4 separate regions of the Homo sapiens genome follow, and regions 1, 2 and 4 are each linked to region 3. The links are chromatin contacts, found by Hi-C or POLR2A ChIA-PET in ENCODE. All regions are on one chromosome and are shown on one strand. The core of a region is the stretch at or near the end of the contact, and the rest is flanking DNA. Distances in the headings are between cores, read along the strand shown. Region 1 holds the start of FTL (ferritin light chain). Region 2 holds the start of MYBPC2 (myosin binding protein C2). Region 3 holds the start of IL4I1 (interleukin 4 induced 1). Region 4 holds the start of DKKL1 (dickkopf like acrosomal protein 1).

What was found. A loop is a pair of places that touch in the nucleus more often than their neighbours do. ChIA-PET counts read pairs that join two places held with the same protein, here RNA polymerase II (POLR2A). Pooled maps may share reads with other maps.
Region 1: a loop to region 3 is called in a pooled map, with 4 times the contacts of the local background. The contact joins the promoter of FTL here to the promoter of IL4I1 in region 3. A Hi-C loop is called at or near these places in 1 of 50 pooled maps. POLR2A ChIA-PET finds 5 or more read pairs at or near these places in 2 of 52 experiments (Caco-2 and activated CD4-positive, alpha-beta T cell).
Region 2: a map with no recorded cell type shows a loop between it and region 3 (5-fold over the local background). The contact joins the promoter of MYBPC2 here to the promoter of IL4I1 in region 3. A Hi-C loop is called at or near these places in 1 of 37 single-sample maps with no recorded cell type and 4 of 50 pooled maps. POLR2A ChIA-PET finds 5 or more read pairs at or near these places in 1 of 52 experiments (activated B cell).
Region 4: a loop to region 3 is called in a pooled map, with 4 times the contacts of the local background. The contact joins the promoter of DKKL1 here to the promoter of IL4I1 in region 3. A Hi-C loop is called at or near these places in 1 of 50 pooled maps. POLR2A ChIA-PET finds 5 or more read pairs at or near these places in 2 of 52 experiments (RWPE1 and activated T-cell).

What each region holds. Positions count from the first base shown.
Region 1 is chr19:48,963,875-48,967,225 of GRCh38, forward strand. It overlaps FTL (ferritin light chain), which reads left to right and starts at 1,435. Exons shown (of 4, transcript NM_000146.4): 1 at 1,435-1,735; 2 at 1,896-2,042; 3 at 2,407-2,532; 4 at 2,709-3,005. The coding sequence starts at 1,634. The coding sequence ends at 2,861. RefSeq lists a cis regulatory region at 1-334, enhancers at 16-125, 1,675-1,724 and a silencer at 1,265-1,424.
Region 2 is chr19:50,431,611-50,434,543 of GRCh38, forward strand. MYBPC2 (myosin binding protein C2) reads left to right here and starts at 1,282. Exons shown (of 28, transcript NM_004533.4): 1 at 1,282-1,362. The coding sequence starts at 1,344. RefSeq lists silencers at 399-488, 519-738 and enhancers at 1,088-1,846, 2,661-2,933.
Region 3 is chr19:49,895,290-49,898,713 of GRCh38, forward strand. It overlaps IL4I1 (interleukin 4 induced 1), which reads right to left and starts at 1,598. Exons shown (of 8, transcript NM_152899.2): 1 at 1,546-1,598; 2 at 859-893; 3 at 526-764. The coding sequence starts at 871. RefSeq lists enhancers at 84-133, 2,528-2,707.
Region 4 is chr19:49,362,207-49,365,616 of GRCh38, forward strand. It overlaps DKKL1 (dickkopf like acrosomal protein 1), which reads left to right and starts at 1,671. Exons shown (of 5, transcript NM_014419.4): 1 at 1,671-1,802; 2 at 2,376-2,548; 3 at 3,303-3,410. The coding sequence starts at 1,793. It overlaps TEAD2 (TEA domain transcription factor 2), which reads right to left and starts at 210. Exons shown (of 13, transcript NM_001256660.2): 1 at 127-210. RefSeq lists an enhancer at 1-3.

The DNA.
Region 1 (3,351 bases), core at 185-2,684, 930 kb before region 3:
TGAGGTCAGCGAGTGGCCCCACCCCCATCCGTCCCCGCGGGGGCCCCTTCCCGCGCTGAGCTCAGCATGACTCAGCAGTCGCTGCCTGCAACAAGGACCCCAGATACCGGCCTGGCGGGGCATCTGCAGATCCCCTCGGTCAGGGGCTGCCCCGCCTGGGCTGTTCGGAGCAGCTCCTCTGTAGGGCAGGGCCTGACCTCACCCCACACCCCAGTGGCTTCAGCTCCCTGCCCAGCGCACGGGCTGCCTCCATCAGGGCACTTAAGTAGAGTCAAGGTTTGCGCCGACTCCGTCTCCCAGAAATCAACGTGGACCAGGCCCACTTAAAAAATATGCATTAGTCGAAGACAGACGTCTCGTCCATAGGTCCCCAGACTGTTTGTCCACAACGCAGGGCTTCTCTTTGTGGGCCTGAAGGAGCACACGTCAGGCAAGACACGAGGGCAACTTCAGAGACACTGTTCAGGGCCACGGAGAATTCTCGAAGTCTGTGAGTTGTCTCCAAAACAGCCTCCAGGAAATGCAATCCCAGAGACACCGCAAAGCTCAAAACAGACTTTTCATTCCTCCCCATTTCCACTCCCAGAAAAAGCCTGGGCCCCTGAAAGAGCTCCAAGGTATCCCCAAAGTCCCAGCCCATCTTTGGAGGGTTCCAGAGGGCTGTCCAGGGTTCCAGAAGTCACCCTACCTCATACAATGCTCCTCCTGGGCTTCCCGCACTGGGTGAAACCCACGGCTCCAGAATAACTGCCCTTTCCAACTTGCAGAGCACCTCAAGAACCTAAAGATTTCCCCGGGGAGGGCTCCAAAATATAGAGAGTTTGCATCGTGAACCCCCACCCCTGTAAATCCCAGGACTCCAGTCCCCGCAACACTCCATCTTCCAGAGATCTCCAGGGGTCCAGAAATAACACCTCACAGCCTTCCAAGCTTCCCAAGGATCCGGAGACTCCTTATCTCGCAGCGCAAACCTCAGGCAACTACAGGTCCTCCCTGCACCTTTGAGGTGCCCCTCCCCCCACTCAAGGTTCCAGAAAAATCCATGCCCTCGGAAACCCCAGAATCTTACTTTCCCGAGGCACCCCAGGACCCCAGGGTCATCAGTTCACAGGGCTGTTAGTGCTCCCATAAAACTCTAGCCTCCCAGAGGGACCCCAGCCCCCACCCTCCCGCCCACGAACCCCTGCATTTCCAGAATCAGCCCCAGGGCCCCAACCCCCCCAAGCCCCCATTTCACAACACGCTGGCGCTACAGGCGCGTGACTTCCCCTTGCTTTGGGGCGGGGGGCTGAGACTCCTATGTGCTCCGGATTGGTCAGGCACGGCCTTCGGCCCCGCCTCCTGCCACCGCAGATTGGCCGCTAGCCCTCCCCGAGCGCCCTGCCTCCGAGGGCCGGCGCACCATAAAAGAAGCCGCCCTAGCCACGTCCCCTCGCAGTTCGGCGGTCCCGCGGGTCTGTCTCTTGCTTCAACAGTGTTTGGACGGAACAGATCCGGGGACTCTCTTCCAGCCTCCGACCGCCCTCCGATTTCCTCTCCGCTTGCAACCTCCGGGACCATCTTCTCGGCCATCTCCTGCTTCTGGGACCTGCCAGCACCGTTTTTGTGGTTAGCTCCTTCTTGCCAACCAACCATGAGCTCCCAGATTCGTCAGAATTATTCCACCGACGTGGAGGCAGCCGTCAACAGCCTGGTCAATTTGTACCTGCAGGCCTCCTACACCTACCTCTCTCTGGTGAGTCCCCAGGACGCCCCTGGCCCTAATTTCCTCCAGCTGCGCACCTCCGGCCCTCACTGCACGCGCCAGCCTTCTTTGTGCGGTCGGGTAAACAGAGGGCGGAGTCCCCTTGGCCTCGCCTCCCGCTAACCATTGTTGCCTCCATCTCTTCCCGTAGGGCTTCTATTTCGACCGCGATGATGTGGCTCTGGAAGGCGTGAGCCACTTCTTCCGCGAATTGGCCGAGGAGAAGCGCGAGGGCTACGAGCGTCTCCTGAAGATGCAAAACCAGCGTGGCGGCCGCGCTCTCTTCCAGGACATCAAGGTAACTAGTGTGTGGGTAATGGACTACATCTCCCAGCAGGCCGTGCGCGCGAGGAGCCTTGATTTGAGGGCGTAGGTGTCGCGTGGGCTTCTGGGAGATTGAGTTCGGTCTTGTGAGCCCTCTTAACCGCTGGAAATAGAGGCGCACCTCGTGCAGTGCCCACAACACGCGGCAGTCCACACCGCTGCGTGGTCTTAGGGACGTATAGCTGTAAGAGCTAGGACAGGGTGCGGAGAGTGATAAATACAAGCTGTCACATGTCTTTGTGGCCTGGGCCTCTGACCCCCAACGACTCTTGGGAAATGTAGGTTTAGTTCTATGTGCCGAGTGTGTGTATTCTGAGCCATTTCTCCCTTCTATATAGAAGCCAGCTGAAGATGAGTGGGGTAAAACCCCAGACGCCATGAAAGCTGCCATGGCCCTGGAGAAAAAGCTGAACCAGGCCCTTTTGGATCTTCATGCCCTGGGTTCTGCCCGCACGGACCCCCATGTACGTACCCGCTGCATCCATGGCTACCCAACCATACCCCTCAAGCCTCTGCTCCCTTTGGGCAAATTTCCTTCAGAGCCTCATTTCACACCTGTCACATTTTAATCTGCAACTGGCTGCTCTCTCCCCCTCTTTTCCAGGGATTGGGTTTCTAATTTCTCCCTCTTCTCTCTCAGCTCTGTGACTTCCTGGAGACTCACTTCCTAGATGAGGAAGTGAAGCTTATCAAGAAGATGGGTGACCACCTGACCAACCTCCACAGGCTGGGTGGCCCGGAGGCTGGGCTGGGCGAGTATCTCTTCGAAAGGCTCACTCTCAAGCACGACTAAGAGCCTTCTGAGCCCAGCGACTTCTGAAGGGCCCCTTGCAAAGTAATAGGGCTTCTGCCTAAGCCTCTCCCTCCAGCCAATAGGCAGCTTTCTTAACTATCCTAACAAGCCTTGGACCAAATGGAAATAAAGCTTTTTGATGCAGCTGGTGGTTTTGTGTGTGGTGTGGAAGATGAGGTGGGATCTGTTCTCATAAAGCTTCTGGCTGGGTTGGGATGCCAGTGAAAGAGGAGTTGGCCCCATCTCCCATTTTCTTAACTGTCCTAAGACAAGAGGCTATCTGGGTAGTGTTGAACCTGAGGGTTCTCTGCTTGCCTGGCTGTTAACTGTCCCTCCCAGATGGTAGAGATAGACTCCAGGGAGTTGAATTAAGACCTAGGTTGGTATCTAGAAACAGATGTTAGGTCTCAGCCAGAAACAGCCCTATTTAACGAGTGATTATGGGGCCAGGTGGGTCGCTCACCTGATGTCAGGAGTTCGAGACCAGCCT
Region 2 (2,933 bases), core at 32-2,531, 540 kb after region 3:
TCTGGGTGTCTGTCCCCTTCCCTCTGAATTGAGCCCTCGGGCTGGCAGCGAGGGACGCGAGGCTTCAGGTGGCCGCGGCACTGCAGGCCTGGGCCCCTCCCCAACTTAGCGGGGCTCGCGGGAGCGCAGTGGCAGTCTGCCTGGCAACCCGTGACATCACATGGAACTGACGCCGGATTGGCTGGACGCTCCCCGGAGGCGGAGAAATTTCCGGCTCGTAGGGGGTTTTGGAAAAGGAGGAGGGGGAAGATGAACAGGAAAAAAAAGCGGAGGGACTTGTTTTCCTCACACCGGGTCCCTCACGCTGCGTTACTAGCCAGGCAGTCCCCCAGCCTTAACCCTAAGTCCCCAACACCCTTTCCCTCCTTCCTCCCCACAACACCTGGTGTCCCCAAGCCCCGCCCCTCCCCAGGCCCCGCCCCCTCGGCTCCCCGCCGCGTCCAGAGCCACCCCATTCAGAAAGTCACAGGTCCCCCTGCCGGGAAGGGCGCCAACGTCCGGGCAGCCCTCCAGGGCCTTCCCAGCCTCCCACCCGCCCCCACCGGGGACGCCCACCCCCTACCCGCGTCCGGTGCCTGCCGTGCCCGCTCCGGGAAGAGTCGCGGGGAGCGGTCCCAGGAGGGGCGGCGGCCAGTCCGGGGTCCCAGATGGCCGGGGCCCCAGCTCTTTGGGTTTGCCCACGCCCGGGGCGCGAAACTCCGGAGTCCCAGAGCCGCGGCGCCCTCCCCGGAGGCGCAGGGACCTCCTCCCCCCGCCGCCGTCCTGCCTACGCTAGGAAACCGGACCCTCCCTCCCGGCTCCGGTTTCCCGAAAACTCCTGACTTGCAGATGCTAAGAATGGCTTCCTAGACCCTGTCCCTCCCCTCCCTGCTTCATGCCAGAGCTCTGGCCCGCAGCCCTTACCCCCTTGAGACCCTCAGTCTCTTCCTCTTCCTTCTCCCGGGACCCAGGCGTCCAGGCGCTCGTCCTTTCTAGGGAACCCAAGAATCTGGGACCCCAGTTGCTTCTGCTCCCAGACTCAGGGGTCCAAGCACCCAGTCCCCTCCTCCCTGAGATTCTGGAGTCCGAGCCCCAGCCCCCTCCTCCCTCAGACCCAGGTGTCCGAGCCCCAGCCCCTCCTCCCTGGGGACCTGGCTCTCAGCCATCTCCCTAGGTCCAGCTGTTATTTCTCGCCCTTTAGAACATGCGGGCGGAATGTGGGGCGGCCCTGTGGTCTGATGTCTCCCGGAGCCTTCTGGGAGTCTCAGGACTCATTAAAAGGCTCCCCTTAGGGGCCCACCTGTCCTCCCTAGGGCCTAGCGGGACGCGGCTGCGGTCAGAGGAGCAGGAGGAGGTCCCCCGACATGCCTGAGGCAAAACCAGGTGGCGCCAGGACCCCCTCCCTGTGTGGGGATGGGGCTCTTCTTTTCTGGATGGGGATTTGGGACCCCTCTGTTTGTAGGGTTGGGAGAAGGAGGAACCTTCGCTGTGTGAGGAGGAGGCTCCCTTTGCTGTGCGGGATGGGGGTTCCCGCATCAGTTTAGGGTGAGGGTCTCGACTCTGCATGGGGAAGAGGGTCCCTTCCCTTTGTGACAGGAGTTTCCTTCCTTGTATGAGATGGGGTGGGTCTCATATCTGTGTGGGGTGAGGGATCCCCTTCACTCAGCAGGGAGGGTGTTTCTTTTTCTATAAGTGATTGGGGGGGCATCTCTGGTGGAGATGGGATTCTCTGGTTGTAAATTGGGTTCCTTTTGCTTGATGGGGATGGGGGTCTGTGTGTGTAGACTGGGTTTTTTTGTTTGTTTTTGTTTTTTGGTTTTTGGTTTTTTTTTTGAGATGGAGTCTCGCTCTGCCCCCGGGGCTGGACTGCATTGGTGCGATCTCGGCTCACTACAACATCCGCCTCCTGAGTTCAAACAATTCTCCTGCCTGGGGTAGCTGGGATTACAGGCCTGCGCCACCATGCCTGGCTATTTTTGTATTTTTAATAGAGACGGGTTTCGCCATGTTGACCAGGCTGGTCTCAAACCCCCAACCTCAGGTGATCCACCCGCCTCAGCCTCCCAAAGTGCTGGGATGACAGGCATGAGCCGCCGAGCCCGGCCAGACTGGGAGGTCTTTGCATGTGACTGGATTCTCCACATCCGGGGATGGCATCCTCTGGGCAGGGTCTGGGCCACTTCTCTGAGTGAAGACTCAGAGGGAGCCAGGTGCAGGGGCTCACGCCTGTCATCCCAGCACTCTGGGATACCGAGGCAGGAGGATTGCTTGAGGCCAGGAGTTCAAGACCAGCCTGGGCAACATGGCGAGACCTTGTCTCTACAAAAAATTAAAAATCAGCCAGGTGTGGTGGTGCATGCCTGTAGTCCCAGATACTTAGGAGGCAGTTGAGGCTGCAGTGAGCTGTGATCACGTCACTGCACTCCAGCCTGGGTGACAGAGTGAGACCCCGTCTCTAAAAAACAAGCAACAGCAACAACAAAAATGGCCCAGTGCGGTGGCTCATACCTGTAGTCCCAGCACCTTGGGAGGCCAAGGTGGGTGGATCACCTGAGCCCAGCAGTTCAAGGCCAGCCTGGCCAACATGGCAAAACCCCGTCACTACAAAAAATACTAAATTAGCTGGGCTTGTGGGGGTGTGCCTGTAGTCCCAGCTACTCAGGAGTCTGAGGTGAGAGGATCACTTGAGCCCAGGAGACGGAGGTTGCAGTGAGCCCAAATCTTGCCACTGCACTCCAGCCTGGGAGACGGAGCGAGACCCTGCTGGGAAAAAACAGAAACAAAAACAAAAAATAGATTCCAAGGGACCTTCTCTGTAGGATATGGGGTGATTGTGGGTATAAAGATTAGTGGTTCCCATCTGCATGGAGTCACAGGGGAAGTCTCTGTATTAAGGATGGGGGAGCCTCATTTCTGTGGGCACTGAGGCTTCCCCGTGTAGGAATTAGCGGGGC
Region 3 (3,424 bases), core at 348-2,847:
CCAGACCCAGACTAGGAGAGGGTCCCCTTCTGTATGGAGGTGGGGGAACAGAACTGAGTGAGCAGTTCCAGACTGCAGGAGGAAGGCTGCCAGCTAGACTGCAAAGGGACTTCCCAGCTCGGGGAGTTCGGAGATGACCCATATGCGTAGAAGCCCCTGGGCTGGCCCATTCTCATTCTCGGATTGCAGTGAGTAGGTCAGTGGTTAGACCTCAGGGCACACATCCCCTTGGTAGAGTTTCCCTCTCCACCAACAGGCGCCCCACCCCAGGACAGAGGAGCTTTGAGCCAGTGAGACTTCCCTCTGGGATGAAAAACGTGGGACAGGAAAGTCTGGGGCCTCTCAGTGGAGACATGTGACAGCAGGGGGCTTGGGCCTCACCCCCAGACTACAGGGAAAGATAGCCTCTCCCCCCACATCCCCACCTCCACCCCCTCAAGGAGGAACGCGGCCGTGTCCCTGTGCCCAGGGACTCCAGCCTGCAGCAGGAGGGACTCCAGGTAGACTGCAAGCAGTGCTTCCCACCTTGTGTCCAGCATCGCTGAGCACCTTGGCGGCCACCAGCCCGGCCACACCAGCGCCAACCACAATCACCCTCTGGGGCTTCAGGGTCCGATTGAGCCCCCAGGTCACCACCTTGAGCAGCTGCTCATAGTCAGGATCCTGCATGCATTTCTCGAAGGGGTCTTGGCTGCGTTCAGCCTTCCAGTCCTGGGAGGCCACCAGGCTGAGGAGGATGGGGACGAGGACGAGGAGGTGCAGGGCTGGGAGGAGGAGGACAGGGTCAACGGGGTTGTGGCAGGTCGGGGGAGAGGGGTTCTACTCACTTGTTCCAGAGCCCCTCCCCTGCTTACTCACCCAATGGGGCCATGACTCTCGGTGGGAGATGGTGTCTGGGGTGGAGGAGAAGGGAGGGCTGTTGTGACTGAGGCCTGTGACCACTGTAGCCTGACTCTGTCTCCCATGGGCTGCCCAGCTGCTAGAGCCGGCCCTCCCCCAGTCACTGTCCTGCTCTCTGGACCTGTGTCCCCTAACCCCATTCCTTCAGAGTCCCCTGGACCGTCCCTGCCTCCCTCCTCACCGGTCTCCACCTCTGCCACAGCTCTCTCGGGTTCCTGTCTCTTTCTCTTCTTTTCCCTCTTTCTTTCCTTTCTTTCTTTTTTTTTTAACAGTCTTTCTCTGCCATCCAGGCTGGAGTGCAGTGGTAAGATCTTGGCTCACTGCAACCTCCGCCTCCCAGGTTCAAGAATCCTCCCACTTCAGCCTCCCAAGTAACTGGGATTACAGACACCCATAACCAAACCTGGCTAATTTTTGTATTTTTAGTAGAGACGGGGTTTCGCCATGTTGGCCAGGCTGGTCTCGAACTCCTGACCTTAGGTGATCCACCCACCTCGGCCTCCCAAAGTGCTGGGATTCCAGGCATGAGCCCCCGCGCCCGGCCTCTTTTCCCTCTTCCTCATCTCCCCAGCTCCTGACTGCTTCTCAGTCCCTATTTCTGTGGGTCCTGTCTCTCTGTCCCCCCACCACTGGCCGTGTCACTACCTCCAGCTCTTGGTGACAGCAGGACAGCGCGGTCCTCTCCACTGCCCTCCACTGTCTCTGCTGTGGCCCTTTCTCTCCCCTTAAACTGGCAGAGCCCCGCCCACCCCTCCTTTTGGGAAACTGGCCGAGGGAAATGAAACTGGTTTCCTGGAGCTGCTCTGGTCCAATGCTCAGAGTCTAGTTGAGGTTGGAGAAAGGGGGTTGGAGGAAGTTAATCAGTCTATTCACTTCCTTTTGCCCCAGATAGTTCTGGGGTGGTTTGGAGGCCAGAAATAGATGCTCAGGTAACCGTGCCAACAACGGGGAATCCCCTTCGGTTTGCCCCCGTCCCTGATCACCAGGCCACTTGTTTCTATCCTCCCCTGCACTCTCTCTGCCTCCTTGATTCCCACGGGGACAGAGGGGCTACAGGTCCCTGGGCCAGGCCAACTTTCCCCTCCAAGTCCCTCTCCGTCAGGTGTCGCCATGTCCTGCAGGGCCCCCCATGGTTCCACTTCCCTCTCCACTTGCCACCCAGAGCCTCAGTCTCCCCCTCCGTTACATGGGTGTAGCAGTGGGGCTGGCAGCCGTGGTCCCGGGGTCAGGACGTGGGCTCTGAGCCCGCCCTCCCCTCTGTGGCTCTCGTCTACAGCTGTCAAATGACGTCTACAGACGTCACAGTGTTTTAGGATCAAGTGAGTGAATCCAGGTTAAGTTCTGTGGCCGGAACCTGGGGTAGTACTGGAAGCTGCTCCTTTGGAAATGCCAGCTGCTGTGGCCGCAGGGGCACTCAGGGGTTCTATGAGTGACCACCCGGCAGAGGGAAGCGCCCAGGCTTCACCCATCCCTGCTTTAAGAACCACCTCAGTGCTCAGGGCAGGGAGTGGGGCGGCACCTTGGAGTGGGTGGGGGTGGAGAAACAATAGCAGGGACTTTCCTTGGGGTGGGGGAGAGGGAGCCAGGGGCTCCGTGAGGAGGAAAACCAGAGGGAGGCAGATTCTCTGCAGCAAGGGTTGGGTGGGGGTTGGAGGGCATTAACAAGAAGGAAGATGGGAAACTCCCGCAGTAAATCAAAGAGGGATGCGGTTATGGCCGGGAGGGGCTGGGGGGTGAATGTGAGTAACAAGGCATGTGACGCAGGGGCGGGAGGCCGTGGCAAAGGGAAATGATCAAAGAGCTGGAGAGTTCAGGGACCGAAAGAGCTTGGGTCAGCAAAAATAGTGACGAGGGCCAGGGGTGGCTCACGCCTATAATCCCAGCACTTTGGGAGGTCGAGGCAGGCGGATCACCTGATGTCAGGAGTTCAAGACCAGCCTGGCCAACATGGCAAAACCTCGTCTCTACTAAAAATATAAAAATTAGCCGGGCATGGTGGCATACGCCTGTAGTCCCAACTACTCAGGAGGCTGGGACAGGAGAATTGCTTGAACCCAAGAGGTGGAGGTTGCAGTGAGCTGAGATCGTGCCACTGCACTCTAGCCTGGGTGACAGAGCCAGACTCCATCTCAAAAAATAAAAAATAAAAATAAAAAATAGTAATGAGGGCCGGGTGCGGAGGCTCACTGCTGTAATCCTAGCACTTTGGGAGGCCGAGGTGGGAGGATTGCTTGAGCCCAGGGGCTCGAGACCAGCCTGGCCAAGATGGCGAAACCCTTTCTCTAAAAAAGAAAAAAATAGTGACAAAAATGTTCCCATGGCGATCACCTGCCTTGGAGGCCGCCTGGTGCTCAGGGCTTTGCACCCATCGTAAGCCTCACAATGCCTGCATTTGAGGCCAGGCACAGTGGCTTACGCCTGTAATCCCAGCACTTTGGGAGGCTGAGGTGGGCGGATCACTTGAGGTCAGGAGTTCAAGACCAACCTGGCCAAAATGATGAAACCCTGTCTCTACCAAAAATAT
Region 4 (3,410 bases), core at 421-2,920, 530 kb before region 3:
TGAGGCTCGGTCACGGGAGCAAATTCGGGCCCCCGGGCAAAAAGAGGGCTGCGAACCATTCAGAGACGGTCCCGCAAACGCACGCCTCACCTCCTAAGAAGCAACTCCCCACCCCAACTCACACACCCCAAAGCAGGATCCCCGACTCCCGCCGGCGCCTTCCTACCTCCCGGCCTGGGGCTGGGGAGCCGCGGGCGGGCGGGGCGCTGCGAGGGAGAAAGTTGCCGGGAGCTTTGTTTGGGAAAAGTGGGAGGGACCGGAGGGGGGGGCGGGCCCGGCCGGCGGACAGCGGGAAGGGGGATCCGACGGTGACAGTTTGGGGAAGGATTTTTGCTTTGGGAGAGATTAGTCTATCTCGGGGCTGGTAGGAACTCAGGATTTGGGTGCTTGGGAAAGGAGGGGGATTGGGGGTTCGGACTCCAAGTCGGAGGGAAAAGGCTGATAGGAGCCAGAAACCCCTGATCTGAGGGAGGAGAGGCTGGGGGCTGGGACTCCTGGGTCTGGGGGCTGGGACTCCTGGGTCTGGGAGAGGAAGCGGCTGGAGAGAGATATGGGCTCCTAGGTCTGAGAGGGGACGGGGCTAGGCGCCTGGAATCCCGGCTACCCTCGTGTTTGTGTATTGGGGGTGCGGAAGTGATACGAATACAAAGAGTCTTTACTGTTAAGCCCTGAGGTTTTTTTTCTTTTTTTCTGTTTGGTTTTTGGTTTTTTTGTTTTTTGTTTTTTTTGTTTTTTTTTTTTTTTGAGGATTGGGGTCTGGGGATGGGTTTTGACTGATTCCTATGACGACCTGGTTTCCTTGTGACCTCACCACAGTTAAGAGTCGTGGGCAGGACCACCGGGAGTTTATTGGAGGCCCACGTAGGTGCAGATTCCTCATCTACAGGCGCTAGTGGACTGGAGACGGCTGGCGGCTGTCCCGGGACGGGGAAGAGAGCTTTGGTGCCTGAGGGAAGATGGCTTAGGGCCCGGTCCCTTAAGGGTGAAAGGCTGCGTGTTCAAAATTACGGGACTAGAGGGGGCGGGAGTCCGGACCTGAGGTCCTCAGGGAAAAGGAAGTCTGATTCTGGGTTCCTTGGAAGATGAAATATAAGACTGGATTTAGGGTTTCCGGAGACAACGGGACTTTTTAGTGGAGCGGGAGCGGGAAAACCAGAAGGGACACGGAGAAAAGGTTCCGAAACAGATACACAATTAGAGTGAGAGCTAAAAGGGATGCTTGTACTCCGGTGTCTCCAGTAGGAGGAGCCTAGGACTGGAACTTGGGGTGATGAGGGCAAGATCTGGGACGCAGGGGCGTGGTCCAGTGCAGGGGCGTGGCCCAGTGCAGGGGCGTGGCTTTCAGCCAAGGGGCGTGGCCATTGCGATTGGGCGGGACTCCGAAACGAGGGCCGCAATCAGAGAACACCGCCAGGACTTCCAGGACTTGGTCTCCAGGACTGAGGTCAACTGACGTGGGCGTGGTCTGACTGTGTGGGCGTGGCCAGGGAATGAACTCACGGCTCTGGCTTAAGGGGTGTGGTGAACGAAGGATGGGGCGTGGCTGTGTCACCAAGGGCGTGGTCATGGAGTAGAGGCCCGGGCTCCTGGGTGAGGCCGGCAAGTTTGGAGCGTGGTCAGACAATAGGGGCGTGGCTACGGCTCGCGGAGCGCAACCAACGCTCTAGACCAGACCTGGGCTCGAGACCATAACTGTTTGGCTTTAACAGTACGTGGGCGGCCGGAATCCGGGAGTCCGGTGACCCGGGCTGTGGTCTAGCATAAAGGCGGAGCCCAGAAGAAGGGGCGGGGTATGGGAGAAGGTGAGGATTGAGATCTGGTGGTGAACGTGGGCGAAAGTGAGGAAAAGACCATTGGATGAGGCCGGGTGCTGTGGCTTACGCCTGCAATCCCAACACTTTGGGAGGCCCAGGTGGGCGGATCGCTTGAGATCAGGAGTTCGAGACCAGCCTGGGCAATATGTCGAAACCCTGTCTCTACAAAAAATACAAAAATTAGCCGGGCGTGGAGGCGCGCGCCTGTGGTCCCAGCTACTTCGGGGGGCTGAGGTGGGAGAATCACCTGAGCCCGGGGAGGTCGAGGCTGCAGTGAGCCGTGATTGTGCCACTGTACTCCAGCCTGGACTACAGAGTCTCGGTCTCAAAAAAAAAAAAAAAAAAGCATATGAGACAGAACCCAGAAGAGCCAGACCTGGGAGAAGACGGGGCCTGGCAAGGTGGAGGGTGTGGGAGTAGAAGAAAGAAGCAGTGGGGGAAATGAGCGCGGTGTGGGAGTTGCCTGAACTGGGGAGGCGACCTGGGCAAGGTGCTGGAGAGGGGCGTCTTGGGTGGGGGCGTGGCCACTGTGCGGGGCTCTGACCCCGACCCTTGCCACAGCCTCCCCACCTGCCCCCGCAAGGCGGCATCTGCTGGTCCTGCTGCTGCTCCTCTCTACCCTGGTGATCCCCTCCGCTGCAGCTCCTATCCATGATGCTGACGCCCAAGAGAGCTCCTTGGGTCTCACAGGCCTCCAGAGCCTACTCCAAGGCTTCAGCCGACTTTTCCTGAAAGTAAGCGATGGCGGGGGGATGGGGGAAGAAGTACTGAGAAGAGGTTCAGGGACACAGAGTGGGAGATGGTTCAGGGCCAGGCAGGGGGACAGACAGGATGAGAGGGCAACAGGGAGACCAAGAGATAGGAAGAGGGAAGGGACTGGGCCCAGGCTATAATCACAGCACTTTGGGAGGCTGAGGCAGAAGGATCATTGGAGCCCAGTACTTGGAGACCAGCCTGGGTAACATAGTGAGACCCTCATCTGTACAAAAAAATATAAAAAATAGTTGCAGGTACATGCGCCTATAATCCCAGCTGCTTGGGAGGCTGAGGCAGAAGGATCCCTTGAGCCCAGGAGGTCGAGGCTGCAGTAAGCCATGATAGCACCACTGCACTCCAGCCTGGATGACAGAACAAGGAGACCCTGTCTCTAAACAAATAAATATATACGTGCATAAATAAGAGAGGAAAGGTAACAGGCAAAGAGAGAGGAGATGGGACAGAGACAAGAGACTGGGGAAAGAGACAGGAGGAGAGGGGGATGGGGACAGAAGAGGAACAGGGATAGTAAGGCAATGGGACTGAGAATAGAGAGAGAATTCATGGGGGATGGAGGCCGGAGGTTAGGCCCTAAGTATCAGAGGGCAGAAAGTAAAGGGGATGGGAGGGACTTGGGGCAAGGCCTCGGGAGCATCCTAGCAGGGCTGCAGAAGGGGCTGTACTGAGGAGATGTGAGGTCCAGCAGCTCACCAGTCCCTCCTCCGGCCCCAGGGTAACCTGCTTCGGGGCATAGACAGCTTATTCTCTGCCCCCATGGACTTCCGGGGCCTCCCTGGGAACTACCACAAAGAGGAGAACCAGGAGCACCAGCTGGGGAAC